Regions from separate parts of the Homo sapiens genome. Here region 1 is linked to region 2. A link is a loop called in an ENCODE intact Hi-C map of the cell type or tissue named here. Cell type or tissue: Caco-2. All regions are shown on one strand. Links, peaks and the distances in the headings refer to the core of each region. The heading gives the core; the rest is flanking DNA.

Region 1 (8,926 bases), core at 546-8,545, 130 kb after region 2:
TTATTTTTACACTATATACCTAGTATATATATATATATATATGTATATATATATATATATATATATTCTAAGAATAATTGTGTGTGTGTGTGTGTGTATATATATATATTTTTTTTTTCTTTTTTTGAGATGGAGTCTCTCTGTCGCCCAGGCTGGAGTGCAGTGGCATGATCTCGGCTCACTGCAACCTCCACCTCCCGGATTCAAGCAATTCTCTTACCTCAACCTCCCTAGTAGCTGGGACTAAAGGTGTGCACCACCATGCCTGGCTAATTTTTGTATTTTTAGTAGAGACAAGGTTTCACCGTGTTGGCTAGGCTGGTCTCCAACTCTTGACCTCAAGTGAACCACCCACCTTGGCCTCCCAAAGTGCTGGGATTACAGGCGTGAGCCACCGTGCCTGGCCGTGTATACATACTTTTTTTTTTTTTTTTTTTGTGACGGAGTTTTACTCTTGTCCCCCAGGCTGGAGTGCAATGGTGTGATCTCGGCTCACTGTAACCTCTGCCTCATAGGTTCAAGCAATTCCCTTACCTCAGCCTCCCAAGAATCTGGGATTACAGGCACCTGCCACCATGCCTGGCTAATTTTTATATTTTTAGTAGAGATGGGGTTTCACCATGTTGGCCAGGCTTGTCTCGAACTCCTGACCTCAGGTGATCCGCCCGCCTTGGCCTCCCAAAGTTCTGGGATTATAGGCGTGAGCCACTGTGCCCAGCCCAACATAATTTAAAAAAAAATTAAAAAAAAATCTGACTCTCATATCACAGCATTAATTTTCTTAGCCTCTCATTCCCATTTAAGAACTTTTGTGATTACCCTAGGCTCACACTTATAATTCAGATAAGATCAGGTGCATTCAGGGTGGTATGGCTGTAGACACCAATCTCATAATTCAAATTAATCTCTTTGTTTTAGAGTCATCTGATTATCATCCTTGATTTTATCTACAGCCTCTATTCTTTGTCATATACCATAATATATTCCTAGAACGTGGGGGTTAAGACATGGGCACTTTTGTGGGGCATCATTTCATTTATCACAACTCCTATTAATTGTATTTTATTAAAATAATCCTGGCTCTGTCCAACTTTTGTTTCCATCCCAGAGAACCCTTATGTAAACTTTTTTATCTTAGAAGAAAATTGTGGCAGGGTGCGGTGGCTCACGCCTGTAATCCCAACACTTTGGGAGGCCGAGGTGAGGATCATTTGAGGTCAGGAGATCAAGACCAGCCTGGCCAACGTGGTGAATCCCCGTCTCTATTAAAAATACAAAAATTAGCCAGGCATATATGGCCTTTATTATGCTTAGGTAAATTCCATCTATACCTAGTTTAGAGTTTTTATCATGAAGTGGCATTGAATTTTTGTGAAATACTCTTTCTGAATCTTTTGAGATGATTGTTATCCTTCATTCTGTTAATGTGGTATATCACATTTATTAATTTATGTATGTTGACCCATCCTTGCATCTTAGGGATTAATCCCATTTGGTCATGATGTATGATCCTTTTAATGTGCTGTTGGATTTTGTTTGTTAGTATTTCGTGCAGGCTTTTTGCATTTATGTTCATCAGGGATATTGGCTGTAGTGTTCTTGTAGTGTCTGACTTTGGCATTAGGGTAATGCTGGCCTTGTAAAATGAATTTGGCAAACACAGGCAACCAAAGCAAAAATGGACAAATGGGATCACATCAAGTTAAAAAACTTCTGCACAGCAAAGGAAACAATCCACAAAGTGAAGAGACAACCCAAAGAATGGGAGAAAATATTCGCAAACTACCCATCTGACAAGGGACTAATAACCAGAATATATAAAGAGCTCAAACAACCCTAGAGGAAAAAATCTAATAATCTGATCAAAAAGTGGGCAAAAGATCTCAATAGACATTTCTCAAAAGAAGACCTACAAATGACAAGCAGGCATAGGAAAAGGTGCTCAATGTCACTGATCATCAGAGAAATGCAAATCAAAACTACAATGAGATACCATCTCACCCCAGTTAAAATGGCTTCTATCCTGCCAGGCACGGTGGCTCATGCCTGTAATCCCAGCAATTTGGGAGGTGGAGGTGAGCGGATCACCTGAGGTTGGGAGTTTGAGATCAGCCTGACCAACATGGAGAAACCCCGTCTCTACCGAAAATACAAAATTAGCCGGGTGTGGTGGTGCATGCCTGTAATCCCAGCTACTGGGGAGGCTGAGGCAGGAGAATCGTTGGAACCCGGGACGCGGAGGTTGTGGTGAGCTGAGATCGCATCATTGTACTCCAGCCTGGGCAACAAGATGGAAACTCAGTCTCAAAAAAAAAAAAAGGGGGGGCCGGGCGCGGTGGCTCACGCCTGTAATCCCAGCACTTTGGGAGGCCTAGGCAGGCAGATCACCTGAGATCAGGAGTTTGAGACCAGCCTGGCCAACATGGTAAAACCCCGTCTCTACTTAAAAAAACAAAAATTAGCCAGGCGCGGTGGCGGGTCTGTAATCCCAGCTACCCGGGAAGCTAAGGCAGGAGAATTGCTTGAACCTGGGAGGTGGAGGTTGCAGGGAGCCGAGATCAAGCCACTGCACTCCAGCCTGGGAGACAGAGTGAGACTGTCTCAAAAGTAAATAAATAAATAAATATAAATAAAATTGTAAAATATGCATTCACAAGTTAGTGTTACTGGAAAACTGCATGTTATGTAACAGTATGTACAGAAGTGAAAAAGTACAACCAAAATGATATATCACCAAAATTAAAAACACAAAAATTTAAGATAAAAACAAAATGACACGTACAAGTAAACCGTTTTTTTTAATTTATGTAAATATAAACACGGACATTTAGAAATATACACATTGAAAGGACAGAGATGAGAAATTATTCCTTGGGTGTTGGGTGTCTGTTTGCCATTTATTTCTATAATGTAGTTCCCTCTTTTCTGAAAAACTTGCAACCAACGTGGATGACTTTTCCAAAGAGAAGAGGGACCCAGCATGGTGGCTCATGCCTGTAATCCCAGCACTTGGGAGGTCGAGGCAGGTGGATCATCTGAGGTCAGGAGTTCGAGACCAACCTGGCCAACATGGCAAAACCCCTATCTCTATTAAAAATACAAAATTAGGTGAGTGTGGTAGCAGGCACTTGTAATCCCAGCTACTTAGCAGGCTGAGGCAGGAGAATTGCTTGAATCCCGGAGGCGGAGGTTGCAATGGGCCAGGATCGCGCCACTGCACTCCAGCCTGGGTGAGAGAGTGAGACTCCGTCTCAAAAAACAAACAAACAAAAAAACACAGAAGAGAAAACACTCTCTGAAATGGAAGTAAAGGGACTAGAAAACAATGGGAAGCTATTTAGTAGTAGGGGAAAGGGCTATTTTCCAATGGCGAGTGACAAAACCACAAGGCAAAACTGTCCCTCCCCCTCCAACTGGAGTCCATACAGGGACGCATGCACACGGGCACACGTGTGTCCCTCTGTGAGCGTTGTATGGTGCACACTGATAGACTGATGGGGACCCTCTGACCATTCCTGTGAGGACTTGAGCCAAAAAGCTACTTCTCTCTTGGCACACCTGGCCTAGCCCAGTGTGCTTTTGAAACTCTAGGAACCATTGGAGTCCACTGGAGGGCTTCTGAAAACACCAACTGCTGGGCCCCAGGCCCACAGCTTCTGATTCAGTGGGTCATGGGTGGGGCCTGGGAGTATGCATTTTTAATAGATTCCCAGCGAGGCAGCTGCTGCCTGCCAGGGAACCCCACTTTGGGAACCACTGGACTAGTGTCTGGGTCAGCGAATAGAGGAGGCCACCCGGAGGCCAGAAGGTGCCTGAGGCCCTGGGCTTCATGGCTGGTGGCTGGAGATGCCCTCCTCCAGGCCTGGAGCTTCCTCAACCTGACAACTTGCCAATAAGGGAAATGGGCGCGATCTAACGTGCCGCGAACTAGTGCAGACTCACAGCCTAGGTCGAGTAGGAATGGAATTCTAGAAATGATATATGCCAAGAGTTTGCAGTGTAGACCTCAGAATCATCTCAGATTCAAAGAGGAAACCAAACGACTGCAGCAGCAGCAGCAGCAGCAGCAGCAGCAGCAGCAGGGAACAGGTTGGCTACAGAGCCAGTGGTCACACCCGGCTTTCTGCAGCCTTTCTGGCTCCGCAGCATTTTTTTCAGAGCTTAAGGGCGGGAGGAGATGCTGTATATTTAGGGGTGGAGTGAGGAATAGCGGAGCATTCCGGCATTTCTGGAGTAACACTGCCCCCAAGAGCAATCTGTGATAAAGCCTCAAGCTATGTGGACAAACAACATGAAAGGCGAGGTAATGAAAAAAAGATCCAGAAAGATCCAGCAGCCAACTTGACGATCCTCGCTGATTGAAGATTAAAGCACTATGAGCGCAGCTAGGTTCAAATAGCGGTTCTGCCACTTACTCACTTTGTGACCCTGGGCAAATTAGTCAACTTCCCTGTGCCTCAGTTTCCCCTACTTGTACTTCATGGGGGATTAATGAACTAATATATGGAAAGTATTCAAAGCATTTCTGCTGACTACAGAAACTCTTTACAATTCTCCCAGAAATAATCCAGGTCATCATGCATTTGCCCACATTCCATCTTTGTCAGGAATTGTAGGCCAAAATGTTCTTTTTTTATTTTAATTTAATTTTAATTTTTTTTTGAGATGGAGTCTCCCTCTGTCTCCCAGGCTGGAGTGCAGTGGCGTGATCCGGGCTCACTGCAACCTCCACCTCCCAGGTTCAAGGAATTTTCCTGCCTTAGCCTCCCGAGTAGCTGGGATTACAGACGCCCGCCAACATGCCTGGCTAGTTTTTATGTTTTTTTAGTAGAGACGGGGTTTTGCCGTGTTGCCCAGGCTGGTCTCCAACTTCTGACTTCAGGTGATCCGCCTGCCTCGGCCTCCCAAAGTACTGGGATTGTAGATGTGAGCCACTGCAACCGGCCCAAAATGTACTCTTTTTTTTTTTTTTTTTTTTTTGAGGCAGTCTCACTCTGTCGCCCAGGCTGGAGTGCAGTGGTGCGATCTCGGCTCACTGCAAGCTCCGCCTCCTGGGTTCACGCCATTCTCCTGCCTCAGCCTCCCGAGTAGCTGGGACTACAGGTGCCCGCCACCACGCCCGGCTAATTTTTTGTATTTTTAGTAGAGATGGGGGTTTCACCGTGTTAGCCAGGATGGTCTCGATCTCCTGACCTCGTGATCCGCCCGCCTCCGCCTCCCAGAGTGCTGAGATTACAGGCGTGAGCCACCGCGCCCGGCCAATGTACTCGTTTTTTAAAGACAATGCTTAGTTATAGTTCTCCACAATTAAACCCAGCACAGTGGCCAGGAGTGGTGGCTCATGTAATCCCAGCACTTTGGGAAGCCAAAAGGATCACTTGAGACCAGGAGTTCGGGACCAGCCTGAGCAATATAGGGAGACACCCACCCCCCCCACCTGTCTCTATTTTCAAAAATAAAATAGGCCAGGTGCAGTGGTTCAATGCCTCTAATCCCAACATTTTGGGAAGCTGAGGAGGGAGGATTGCTTGAGTCCAGGAGTTTGAGACCAGCCTGGGCAACATGTTGAGGTCCCATTGCTACCAAAATTTTTTAAAAATTAGCCAGGTGTGGTGGTGCATGCCTGTAGTCCCAGCTACTTGGGAGACTGAGGTGGGAGGATCACTTGAGCCCAGGAAGTCAAGGCTCCAGTGAGCTGAGATCATGCCACTGCACTCCAGCGTGGGTGACAGAGCAAAGACCCTGTCTCAAAACAAACAAATAAATAAAATACAGTAAAATAAAATTATAATAAAATAATATAAAATATAAAGACATTAGTTGGGTGTGGTGGTTCGTGCCTGTAGTCTCAGCTACTCAAGAAGCTAAGGTGGAAGGATCGCTTGAGCCCAGGAGTTCAAAGCTGCACAATGAGCTATGAGCACACCAGTGCACTCCAGTCTGGGCGACAAAGTGAGACGCTGTCTCTAAAAAAATTTTTTTTAATTAAATTAAAATAAAAGAAATTTTTAAGGTCAGGTCTGGCTTTTTTTAAAAAAAAGTCATGAGTCATACTCTCAATATAGGCATAGAACACTGTTTACAGCTTTTGCCTCCATAAAATTATTTTTCTGTTATGGAAAATTTCAAGCGTATAAAAAAGTAGAGAGAACAATACAATAAATCTCCATGTAGTCATCACCTAGTTCAACATTTATCAATTCACAGCCAATGTTGTTTCTTTTATGTCCTCTACCCACATCCCCACTGGATTATTTTGAAGCAACACCCAGATATTACATCATTTTACCCATGAATCTCTCAAGATGTTGCTGTAAATGATAAGAACTTTTCCTTTTTTTGTTTTTTTTTTTTGAGACAGAGTCTTGCTCTGTTGCCAGGCTGGAGTGCAGTGGTGCAATCTCGGCTCACTGCAACCTCCGTCTCCCAGGTTCAAGCAATTCTCCTGCTTCAGCCTCCCGAGTAGCTGGGACTACAGGTGCACACCACCACGCCCAGCTAATTTTTGTATTTTTAGTAGAGTCGGGGTTACACCATGTTGGCCAGGATGGTCTCCATCTCTTGACCTTGTGATCCGCCCGCCTCAGCCTCCCAAAGTGCTGGGATTACGGGCGTGAGCCACCGCGCCCGGCCCAAATGATAAGAGCTTTTAACAAGTTAGCAGTAAATCATGATCATATCTCAAAAATAATAATTCTTTAATCAATTATCTAGTCAGTTACTTTGTCTCTCTCTTTATTTATCAGTTTTCAGAATGAGTTGGTTCACTAGCATCCTCCAAAGGTGGCCAGGGAGATTTTGTGGCATCATTCTGCCCTGAGGGCTAGGTGATGTATTTCAATCTATTGCAGTTATTGTTCTTTTTGATGCTCAAATTGCCCCATCTTTGGCCAATGGGAGCCTTTGAAACTTGCTTGATATGACCCCAGTAATCTATAACTTCCTTTTGATATGATGCAATTTTTAAATAATACATAATTTTATATAATAATGATTATACAATGATACTGTGTTTGCATGGTTCTCAATAATAGTACAGTATATTCAAAAGATAAATAATAATAATATGGGCCAGGCGCAGTGGCTCACGCCTGTAATCCCAGCACTTTGGGAGGCCAAGGCGTGTGGATCACGAGGTTAGGAGATCAAGACCATCCTGGCTAACACGGTGAAACCCCGTCTCTACTAAAAATACAAAAAAATTAGCCGGGTGTGGTGGCGGGAGCCTGTAGTGCCAGCTACTCGGGAAGCTGAGGCAGGAGAATGGCGTGAACCCGGGTGGCGGAGGTTGCAGTGAGCCGAGATCGTGCCACTGCACTCCAGCCTGGGCGACACAGTGAGACTCCGTCTCAAAATAATAATAATAATAATAATAATATGGTATATTTAGATAAATCTAGCTTCTATCCCTGTCTCCTCAACCTTCTTCCCTCTCCCTCCACCCATAAGAAACTATTTTATCTTTTTTTATTCACCCCTTTATAAATAGCTGTTTATATATTTTTGGTTTACTCATCCATTAAAAATATGCAGACAGCTATTTTTTTAAGTAAATTTACAAAGTAAAAACAAAACAAAAAAAAAAACCACACACACAAAGAGCAAATTCCTAGCCAAAAAAAAAAAAAATCCTGGATCAAAATGTATATAAATGTAAAACTTTGATAAATACTGTGAAACTTTTTCTAAAATGCTTGCTGAATTTTATACTGCCACCTGTTATATATTATCAGTTTTCCTCATACTCTTGACAGCACTGGATATTATAAAACGTGAGAGAGCTAAATCTTTTTTCCCTGAGCTATTGGAGTTTTGTGGTTTTATTTTTGTTTTAAAAAATCCAAGTTTGGCCAGACCTGGTGGCTCACACCTGTAATCCCAGTACTTTGAGAGGCCGAAGCAGGAGGATTGCTTGAGCTCAGGAGTTCAAGACCAGCCTGGGCAACATGGCAAAACTCCGTCTCTACAAAAAAATACAAAAAGTTAGCTGGGTGTGGTGGCTCACGCCTGTAGTCCCAGCTACTCAGGAGGCTGAGGTAGGAGAATCACTTGAGCCCAAGAGGCAGAGGCTGCAGTGAACCATGATCACACCACTGCCCTCTAGCCTGGGTGACAGAGCAAGACTCTGTCTCAAAAAAAAAAGAAAAGAAAAAAAAAAGAAAGGGAAAGAAAAAAGAAAAAGTCCATGTTTATGTTTATTGCATTATGGTCAAAGAATGTGGTCTGTATCCATTCTACTTTTTGGAATTTATTAAACTTTTCTCTGTGGCCTAATATTATGGCCAGTGATTACTAATGTTCCATAGTTGCTGACTGACTAAAAGATGTATTCATGGTTTTAAGAAAAGAGAATTTGATATAGCTTTATTAATTATACTGTTTTTGTTTTTGTCTACTAGAGCTGTCATTTGCTGACAAAGGTAAGTTAAAGCCTCCTGCTTCTGGTATATTTCCATCATTTATTTATTACATTTCCCAGAGGTTATACTTTTTGCATCTTGCCACTCTATTAATTAGTACCTACAAATTTATGACAGCTATAGCATTATTTCATTTAAAAATTTTTCTTTTTAGAGACAGGCTGAAGTGCAGTGGTGCCATCATGGCTCACTGCAGCCTTGAACATTTCTCAACCCTGGGCTCCACCTCAGCCTCCCAAGTAGTTGGGTGAGTCACCACACCCAGACATACACACTGTTCTATTTTATTTATTGATTGATTTATTTCACTTCACAATGGGTCGACACATTGTTCTAAACCTTTACCCTCCAAAAGCAAGACACTATCTCCACCAACAACAACAAAAATTTTTAATTAGCTGAGCATAGTGGCGTCATGCCTATAATTCCAGCTACTCTGGAGGCCAAGGTGGGAAGATCATTTGAGCCCAGGAATTTGAGGCTGCAGTGAGGTGAGATCACGCCAC
Region 2 (8,926 bases), core at 544-8,543:
GACCACTTTCCACTGTTTCCTTGTTTCCTTTTCTTTTTTTTTTTTTTTTTTTTTTTTTGAGACAGAGTCTCACTCTGTTGCCCAGGCTGGAGTGCAGTGGCACAATCTCACCTCACTGCAACCTCCGCCTCCCAGCTTCAAGCGATTCTCCTGCTTCAGCCCCCTGAGTAGCTGGTACTACAGGTGTGTGTCACCACGCCCAGCTAATTTTTGTATTTTTAGTAGAGACGGGGTTTCACTATGTTGGTCAGGCTGGTCTTAAACTCAAACTCCTGACCTCAAGTGATCTGCCTACCTCGGCCTCCCAGAGTGCTGGGATTACAGGGGTGAGCCACTGCACCCAGCCTTCTTGTTCCCTTTCTCCTCTTCCAGAAGTGAAGATTAGGGGAGTGGAGACCAAGACAATGCCCTCCCCTGTTTTTCCCTAAATAGAATTCATCTCTTTTCCAAGAAGTGACAAGACACAGAGGAGGCCCAGTCCTGTGAATTGGCCAATTTTACCCAGCCCCCTCCTTTCCCATTCTGCAGCTTCAGTCACAGAGAACAAGACAAGAAGGGGGCATCTCAGAAGAAATGAAGGTTTCTGGGCGTGCGTGTTTACAGATCCACCTTGACACCCAGAGGGAGGACCACTCCCCAACCTTCCACTTTCCCGCCCTCAGCACACTTCCCATCAGATCTTTCTCTTGACTTGAATTATTTAGTAATTTGAATATTTATAGTATCTATGCTACAGGATTATAAAGCACCTGTGGTCTGGCACTATAGGCAATGGAGTATAATGCTTAAAAGAATAGATTCTAGTGGTGGCACCTGTAATCTCAGCACTTTGGAAGGCTGAGGCAGACAGATCCCTTGAACCTAGGAGTTTGAGATCAGCCTAGGCAACACAGTGAGACCCTGTATCTACAAAAAAATATGAAAATTAGGTTGTGGGGCGCTCACGTGTAGTTCTGGTTACTTGGGGGCCTGGGGTGGGAGGATCACTTGAGCCTGGGAGGCGGAGGTTGCAATGAGCTATGATCACTCAACCGGACTCCTGGGTGACAGAGCAAGACTGTATCTAAAAAAAAAAAAAAAAAAGAAGATTCTGGAACCAGATTGACGTTTAAATAATTTATCTAATTTATCTGTGCCTTGGTTTCCCCTTCTATAAAATGAGCATGATTTTATACATGTAGGATTATTGTGAGAGTTTTAAAAAAGTACTGTTTTTAAGGGCATAGAACAATGCCTAATACATATCAAGTGCTATAAAACGATTGATGATGATGATGATGTGTGGTCATCTTGTTAAAATCTAGACTCCAGTTACAATGACACCCTATCTCTACAGCCTCATCCATTGCTCTTGAACTCCAATCTACACTGTCCTTTAGCCTGTTCCTCATAAGGACCACCCTTGTACCTTTCATTTATGGGCCTTTGCAGATGGTAATGCCTGTCTCCCTGACTAGAATGTAAGCTTCATAAGAGCAGGGACTTCTGTCTGTTTTGTTCCCCACTCTTTCCCAAACAACTAGTTCAATCATATTTGTTCAATAAATAAATATCTACTGCAACAACTAGGGACAGTGCTTGGCACAAAGTCTGACTAGTTTCTATTCTGTTCGATTCGATTCCATTGGATTCCATTCTATTCTGTTCTACCCTTTGCTATTTTATTATTTTCTATTCCACTGCGTTTAGTTCCATTGAAACCAGCCCATTTTAAACAATTGATTTCACTGAGCTCCAGCTAAAAAAAATCCTGTACCATTCTATTTTCCTGAGTGGAGGAGGCATTAGCAAAGTTGCTGAGTTTTGCTCTCCCGGTGGATACAAAAGATCCACATGGACATAGGAACTGCAGAAAGAGAAAATGACCGACATTTTGGCTCCATTGAAAATAAAGTCATATGTTGAAATAAATTTTATTAACTTTCTTTTTTAATTCCCTTTTTGAGACAGGGTCTTGCTTTGTTGCCCAGCCTGGAGCATGGTGGCATGATCACAGCTCACTGCAGCCTCAACCTCCTGGACTCAAGCAATCCTCCTACTTCAGCCTCCCTAGTAGCTGGGATTACAGGTGTGTGCCACCATGCCCAACTATTTTTTGTTTTCTTTTTTCTTTTTTTTTGTAGAGGTGAGGGCTCACTATGTTTCCCAGGCTGGTCTTGAATTCCTGGGCTCAAGCAATCCTCCCTCCTCAGCCTCCCAGAGTGTTGGGGTTACAGGCATGAGCCACTGCACCCAGCCCTTATTAACCTTCTAACATCTGTAGAATCTGTCACAATACCCTGTTTATATTCCTGATATTGGCAATCCATATATTTTCTTAATTTCTCGAGAGAAAATAGACATTGCTAGTATTTTATTAATCTGTTCAAAGAATCAACTTTTAACATTGTTGGCTTTATTGTATCTTTGCTTTCTATTTCACCAGTTTCTGCTGTTATAATTTCCTTCCTTCTACTTTCTTAGGTTCCACTTGCCATTCTTTTCCCAGTTTCTTGATAGGGAAGCTCAGGTCATTGATTTTCAACTTTTCTACTTTTCTGATCTGTGCATTTAGAACTATAGATTTCCTCTAAGCACTGCTTTGGCCACATCTGCATCATTTTGATAGTCTGTTAGAAATAAACTCCACCTATTCCTCCCATTATTCTATTCTTCCCTGCCAGCTTAGATTCACTCCCCAGATCCTGCTTTGCAGACTCGGAGCTCCATCCTTGCAAATTCAAGGACGAGCAGGGATGGCTGTCTTCAATAACAGGAAGGCCAGCGTAGCTCAGAACCCAAGAGTGAGTGAGAGATAAGTGGGAGGGCAAGGCAGGGTCTGGATCCTGCAGACTCTTGGAGGTGAAGTTACAAAGCCTGCTTTATAAAATGATGATCAAGACATAGTCATCACACAAAGGACTGGGTGCAGTGGCTCACGTCTGTAATCCTAGCACTTTGGGAGGCCAAGGTGGGTGGATTACATGAGGTCAGGAGTTTGAGACCAGCCTGGCCTACATGGTGAAATCCTGTCTCTATTAAAAATACAAAAATTAGCTGGGCATGGTGACGTGCACCTGTAATCCCCTACTCGGGAGGCTGAGGCAGGAGAATCGCTTGAACCTGGGAGGCAGAGGTTGCAGTGACCTGAGATTGCACCACTGCACTCCACCCTGGGCGACAAGAGCAAACCTCGGTCTCAAAAAAAAAAAAAAAAAAAGACATAGTAATCACACAAGGCTTACTGTGTGCCAAGCCCCGTTTTACACACTCTACAAAAATATAATCCATTTTATTTCTCACCACAGCATATAAAATCCCTATAGTCAGAGTGCCCGGAACACCATGTCCTTCCTCCTTTGGCCTCCTCTACAGGGAAGTGTTCTGTCTTCCTACAGGGTCCTCTTCAAGGTCCCCTTCAGGTTGCCAGGGGCCTCTGAATTCCTCTCCTAAAGCTCAAGGTCAGCGCTGTGTTTCCTAGCCTCTCTCCACATGGCCTTAATCATGACAGCTTTGGGGGCACCCTGCGTGAGCCACCTTTGTATCTCTCCACCTGTCCCTGGCTAAACTGGGGGAGGAGCCAGCCCTCAGCCCCGGCCCAGCCCTGCACACCTGAGCACAGGGCCCTCCATGGCTTAGAGCCGGGCCTTTCCATGGGCCTCTGCTGCCCTCTGCTTGTCTCTGAAAGAGAAAGGGAGAGAGGAGGACAGGAAATGGGAGCCCGCAGAGAAGGGAAACAGGTTACTAGACCAGTTTCAGTGCCAACACCCTTGCCCCAGATCCCCAGGGGCCATCTTGTTCACCTGTTTCTCCAAAGTCCTGCCCCACATCTTGACTGGCAGCCTGGAGGGCAGATGGCGCAGCATGGCAGGGTAGGCGTCTTTGCCCAGGGTCCTCCCGACAATCCTCTGGCTCAGCGCCTGGAGATCAAGGGGCAGGAATGGGAGGGCACAGGCTGAGGACTGTGGGAGGTGACACAGGTAGGTAGTGCAAATGGAAGGACTTTAACATTAAATTCAGGGCCTCAAAATTGAAAGCTTAAAGTGGATGTGTGTAAGGGATTACTTCTTGTTAACACTGAAGGCTGGGTGCGGTGGTTCATGCCTGTAATCCCAGCACTTTGGGAGGACAAGGCACGTGGATCACCTGAGATCAGGATTTCGAGACCAGCCTGGACAACATGGCAAAACCCTATCTTTACTAAAAATACAAAACATTAGCCAGGCATGGTGGCGGGCGCCTGTAATCCCAGCTACTTGGGAGGCTGAGGCAGGAGAATCGCGTGAATCCGGGAGGCGGAGGTTGCAGTGAGCCGAGATGGCGCCATTGCATTTCAGCCTGGGTGACAGAGCAAGACTCCATCTCAATAATAATAATACTGAAAAACCACCAAGTATTAAGGGGATCTTTATTCTAGCGTGTGATGCCTCTGGTCTACTTAGGGGTATGTCTCCAAAGTGTGAGATCTGTGAGCTGTTTGAGAGTGTGTGTCAGGGGTATGAAGTTGTGAGCTATCTGAGTTAGAGTATGACTGCTCTGACCCATTAGGTGTCTGTTTCCAAGCCAAGATCCCTGAACTCTTAAGAGTTCTGAGCCCCTTGGTCAAGCACGGTGGCTCACGCCTGTAATCCCAGCACTTTGGGAGGCCAAGGTGGACGGATTACTTGAGGCTGGGAGTTCGAGACCAGCCTGGCCAACATGGTAAAGCTCCATCTCTACTAAAAATACAAAAATTACCCAGGCATGGTGGTGTGCACCTGTAGTCCCAGCTATTCAGGAGCCTGAGGCAGGAGAATAGTTTGAACCCGGGAGGCGGAGGTTGCAGTGAGCCGAGATCGCGCCATTGCACTCCAGCCTGGGTGACAGAGTGAGACTCTGTTTAAAAAAAAAAAAGTTCTGAGCCCCAGGGTGTGATGTTCCTGAATTATTTTGGGGGATGAGTTTTGGGGGATGAGATTTGCAGTCTTCCTCCTCCTCCCCACTCACCCTTCACTCACCCTCACCTTCCGCTGCTGAGAGTCAGAGAACATTCATCAGCCCAGTTGCTGTTCACTTTACCCTGAGCAGAACTCCCCCATCTCCCTTACAGGTTACTTGTCTGGCCCCTGGAGCATGTGAGTTTGAGATTTTTGTTTCTAGTTACCCCCAACACAAACACTTTGTGTTGTGGATATTGTTTTGTTTTTGTTTTTTTTTGAGACAGTGTCTCACTTTGTCACCCATGCTGGAGCCCACTGGCGCCATGATGGCTCAGTGCAGCCTCAAACTCCTGGGCTCAAGGGATCCTCCTGCCTCAGCCTCCTGGGTAGCTGGGACTACAGGTGTGTGTCACCACGCCTGGCTAATTTTTGTATTTTTAGTAGGGATGAGGTCTTGCTATGTTGCCTACAATTGGCCTGCTTTGGCCTCCTGAAGTGTTGGGATTACAGGCGTGAGCCACCGTGCCCGGCCAGATATTGTTTTTAAGCATATGATTTTCCTTTAAAAAGAGTTACACAAATAATATGTGAATACAGGTTTGTATAAAAGATTTGAAAAACAGGCTGAGGGTGGTGGCTCACACCTGTAATTCCAGCACTTTGGGAGGCTAAGGCGGGTGGATCAATTGAGATCAGGAGTTCAAGACCAGCCTGGCCAATATGGTGAAACCCCCATCTCTACTAAAAATACAAAAATTAGCCGGGCATGGTGGCACGCAGCTGTAATCCCAGCTACTCGGGAGGCTGAGGCACAAGAATCACTTGAATTGGTGGCAGAGGTTGCAGTGGGCTGAGATCGTGCCACTGTACTCCAGCCTGGATGACAGAAGGAGACTCTTTCTCTCGAAAAAAAAAAAAAAAAAAAAGATTTGAACAACACATCAGTACATGGACTCTAGCAATCATCTCTATCCCCATTCCCCCAGAATGACCACTGGGGTCAGATTCTGGTGTTTCCTTCCAGATACAGTTCCCTGTGTTTCCATAGTGTGTGTGTGCGCACACTACACACATGCACTAGGTCACTGTAACTGACTCCCCCTTGCTTTTCCCTGCCTATAGCACATCCTGTAGAAGATAACCCCCACCCTTGCAGGTACACACAAGTCCCATCCATTCTGTGTCACGTCCAGTGGGCACTCTGTGCTGTAACATGAACCCTCATTATTCGTTTCACTCTGCAATAGTCCTTGGGTATCAGTGAACATTTACAAGATTTTCCTGGTTGTTTGTTCCTACCAGCCTTGTTCCCACAGCTCTGTGCACATGTCTGAGTACTAGAATTAGAAGTGGAATTGCTGGGTGTATTAGAGTTCTCCAGAGAAACAGAACCAGTAGGAGAAACAGAACCAATATGTAATATATTACAAGGATTGGCTCCTGTGATTTTGGAAGCTGAGAAGTTCCACAATATGCCATCAGCAAGCTGGAGACCCAGGAGAGCCAGTGGTGTTGTTCTGAGAACCAAAGGGCTGATGGTGTTGGCTGGGCATGGTGTCTCACGCCTGTAATCCCAGCGTTTTGGGAGGCCAAGGTGGTTGGATCACTTGAGGTCAGGAATTCAAGACCAGCCTGGCTAACATGGCAAAACCCCATCCCTACTAAAAATACAAAAATTATCTGGGCGTGGTGGCGCACACCTGTAATCTCAGCTACTCAGGAGGCTGAGGCAGGAGAATCGCTTGAACCTGGGAGGTGGAGGTTGCAGTGAGCCGAGATTGTGCCACTGCACTTCAGCCTGGGTGACAGAGCAAGACTCTGTCTCTAAAAAACAAAACAAAACAAAACAAAAAAAGGGCTGATGGTGTAAGTACCAGCCAAGGGCAAAGGACTGGTGTTCTACCTCAAGCAGTCACGCAGAGAGCAAATTCCACCTTCCTCCGTCTTTTTTGTTCTATTCCAACCTTCAGTGGATTGGGTGATGCCCATTTACAATGGGCAGAGCCATCTGCCTTACTCAGTCCAACAATTCATATGCTAACCTCATCTGGAAACACCCTCACAGATCCACCCAGAAATAATATTCAACAGGGCACCCTGGGTCCCTATCAAGTTGACACAAAATTTACCATCACAAGTCCACCCCTTATTAACTGTCCTTTTCCACTGTCCTTCAGAGGTGTCTCAGAAAGGGGCCATAGTGCTTCAGCTGTCCACTTTCAGAGTGTGCCTGCATAACATGCAGAATCATCTGTAAACCAGGCCCAAGTCTTCTCTTCCTCTGTCAACTAATTGTAGGGAACTCCCCATGAGGCCACAGTTGCAGGCTGGGAGAAAGGAGGCAAGGTAGAAGGAGTGGGGACCATGGGCATTTAGGCCTCTTCCTCATGTAACTTACTTGTGTCTTCAGGGCCTGCTTAGGCCCCATCACATATTTCCCATTTCCATTCGACGATGGAGCACTGCTGGGCACACCGACTCTTGGTTAGTCAGGTAACACCCAGTTCATGATGGGCAGGAATGATGTAACTTGGTGGCCCATGGTCAAGTATTTAGTTTCTACTAAGACCCAGTAGCAGACCAAGAGCTGTTTCTCTCTCTCTCTCTTTTTTTTTTTTTTTTTTGAGACAGGGTCTCACTTTGTCACCCAGGCTGCACTGCAGTGGCACAATTACAGCTCACTACAGCCTCGACCTCCTGGGCTCAAGCGATCTTCCCACCTCAGCTTCCTGAGTAGGTGGGACTACAGGCATGCACCACCCCACCCAGCTATTAATAATTTTTGTATTTTTTTGTAGAGATGGATTTTTGCCATGTTGCCCAGGGTGGTCTCGAACTCCTGTGCTCAAGAGAGAGATGTGTTGGCCTCAACCTCCCAAAGTGCTGGGATTAAAGGAGTGATCCACCACACCCAGCCAAGAGCTGTTTCTCAAAAGGAGGGTAGTTATCTGCAGAGAATAGCAGGGCTTTGCTCCAAAATCCTAAAGGAGGCTCACCAAATTTCATTTGGGGGGCTGAGACGTGTGGATTGCCTGAGCCCAAGAGTTCGAGACCAGCCTCGGGAACATTGGGAAACCCTATCTCTACAAAAAATACAAAAGTTAGCCAGATGTGGTGGTGCACACCTGCAGTCAGTCCCAGCTACTAGGGAGGCTGAAGTGGGAGGATCACCTGAGCCTGAAAGGTCAAGGCTGCAGTGAGCTGTGTTGTGCCACTGCACTCCAGCCTGGGTGACAGAGCAAGACCCTGTCTCAAAAAATAAAATAAAACAAAATCCTAGAGGGCTAGGCTATGACTAACTTATAGCGGCCTGCCAAGAGCTCCAAACAGTATCCCTATCTGCCACTGTCACTTCAAGCACCACTGGATCTCCTGGGTCCTATGGCCCAAGTGGCAAAGTAGCTTGCACAGCAGCCTGGACATGTTGCAGAGCCTTCTCCTGTTCTGGGCCCCACACAAAACTTGCAGCTTTTCAGGTCATTTGGTAAACGGGCATGTGTAACATACCCAAATGAGGAATGTGTTGCTTCCAAAATCCAAATAGGTGTGCCAGGCATTGTGCCTCTTTTTTGATTGTAGGAGGGGCCAGATGCAACTACTTATCCTTCATCTTAGAAGGAATATATTGGCTGGGTGCAGTGGCTCACGCCTGTAATCCCAGCACTTTGGGAGGCTGAGGCGGACGGATCATGAGGTCAGGAGTTTGAGACCAACCTGACCAACGTGGTGAAACCCCATCTCTACTAAAAATACAAAAATTAGCTGGGCATGGTGGCGTGTGCCTGTAATCCCAGCTACTCAGGAGGCTGAGGCAGGAGAATCGCTTGAACAGGGAGGTGGAGTTTGCAGTGAGCCGAGATTGCATCATTGCACTCCAGCCTGGGTGACAGAGCGAGACTCCATCTCAAAAAAAAAAAAAAAAAAAAAAAGAATATGTTGACAGACCTCACACCACTGGACTCCTAGAAATTTCACTGAGGTAGAAGATCCCTGAATTTTTGTTGAATTTATTTCCTACCCTCTGACAC

Evidence for each region. Hi-C counts contacts between places; a loop is a spot of excess contacts. Peaks named below come from ENCODE experiments on the same cell type or tissue, not always from the same donor. Only the 100,000 strongest peaks of a DNase experiment are listed, where the experiment ranks them.
Region 1: it touches region 2 in a loop (4-fold over the local background); 2 of 110 quality-filtered maps call a loop at or near these places.

Annotation. Positions count from the first base shown.
Region 1 is chrX:48,626,829-48,635,754 of GRCh38, reverse strand. The region is part of intron 1 of LOC107985695 (a long non-coding RNA gene); the gene reads right to left. Among named protein-coding and RNA genes, the nearest start is that of WDR13, 34 kb to the right of the region's middle. RefSeq lists an enhancer at 3,858-3,927. In Caco-2, for the core only: a CTCF peak has its summit at 4,234; a DNase peak (open chromatin) is centred at 4,184.
Region 2 is chrX:48,756,710-48,765,635 of GRCh38, reverse strand. It overlaps GLOD5 (glyoxalase domain containing 5), which reads right to left and starts at 3,889. Exons shown (of 4, transcript NM_001080489.3): 1 at 3,783-3,889. The coding sequence starts at 3,845. RefSeq lists a silencer at 317-611, an enhancer at 317-611 and a cis regulatory region at 3,395-4,137. In Caco-2, for the core only: a CTCF peak has its summit at 3,629; a DNase peak (open chromatin) is centred at 3,625.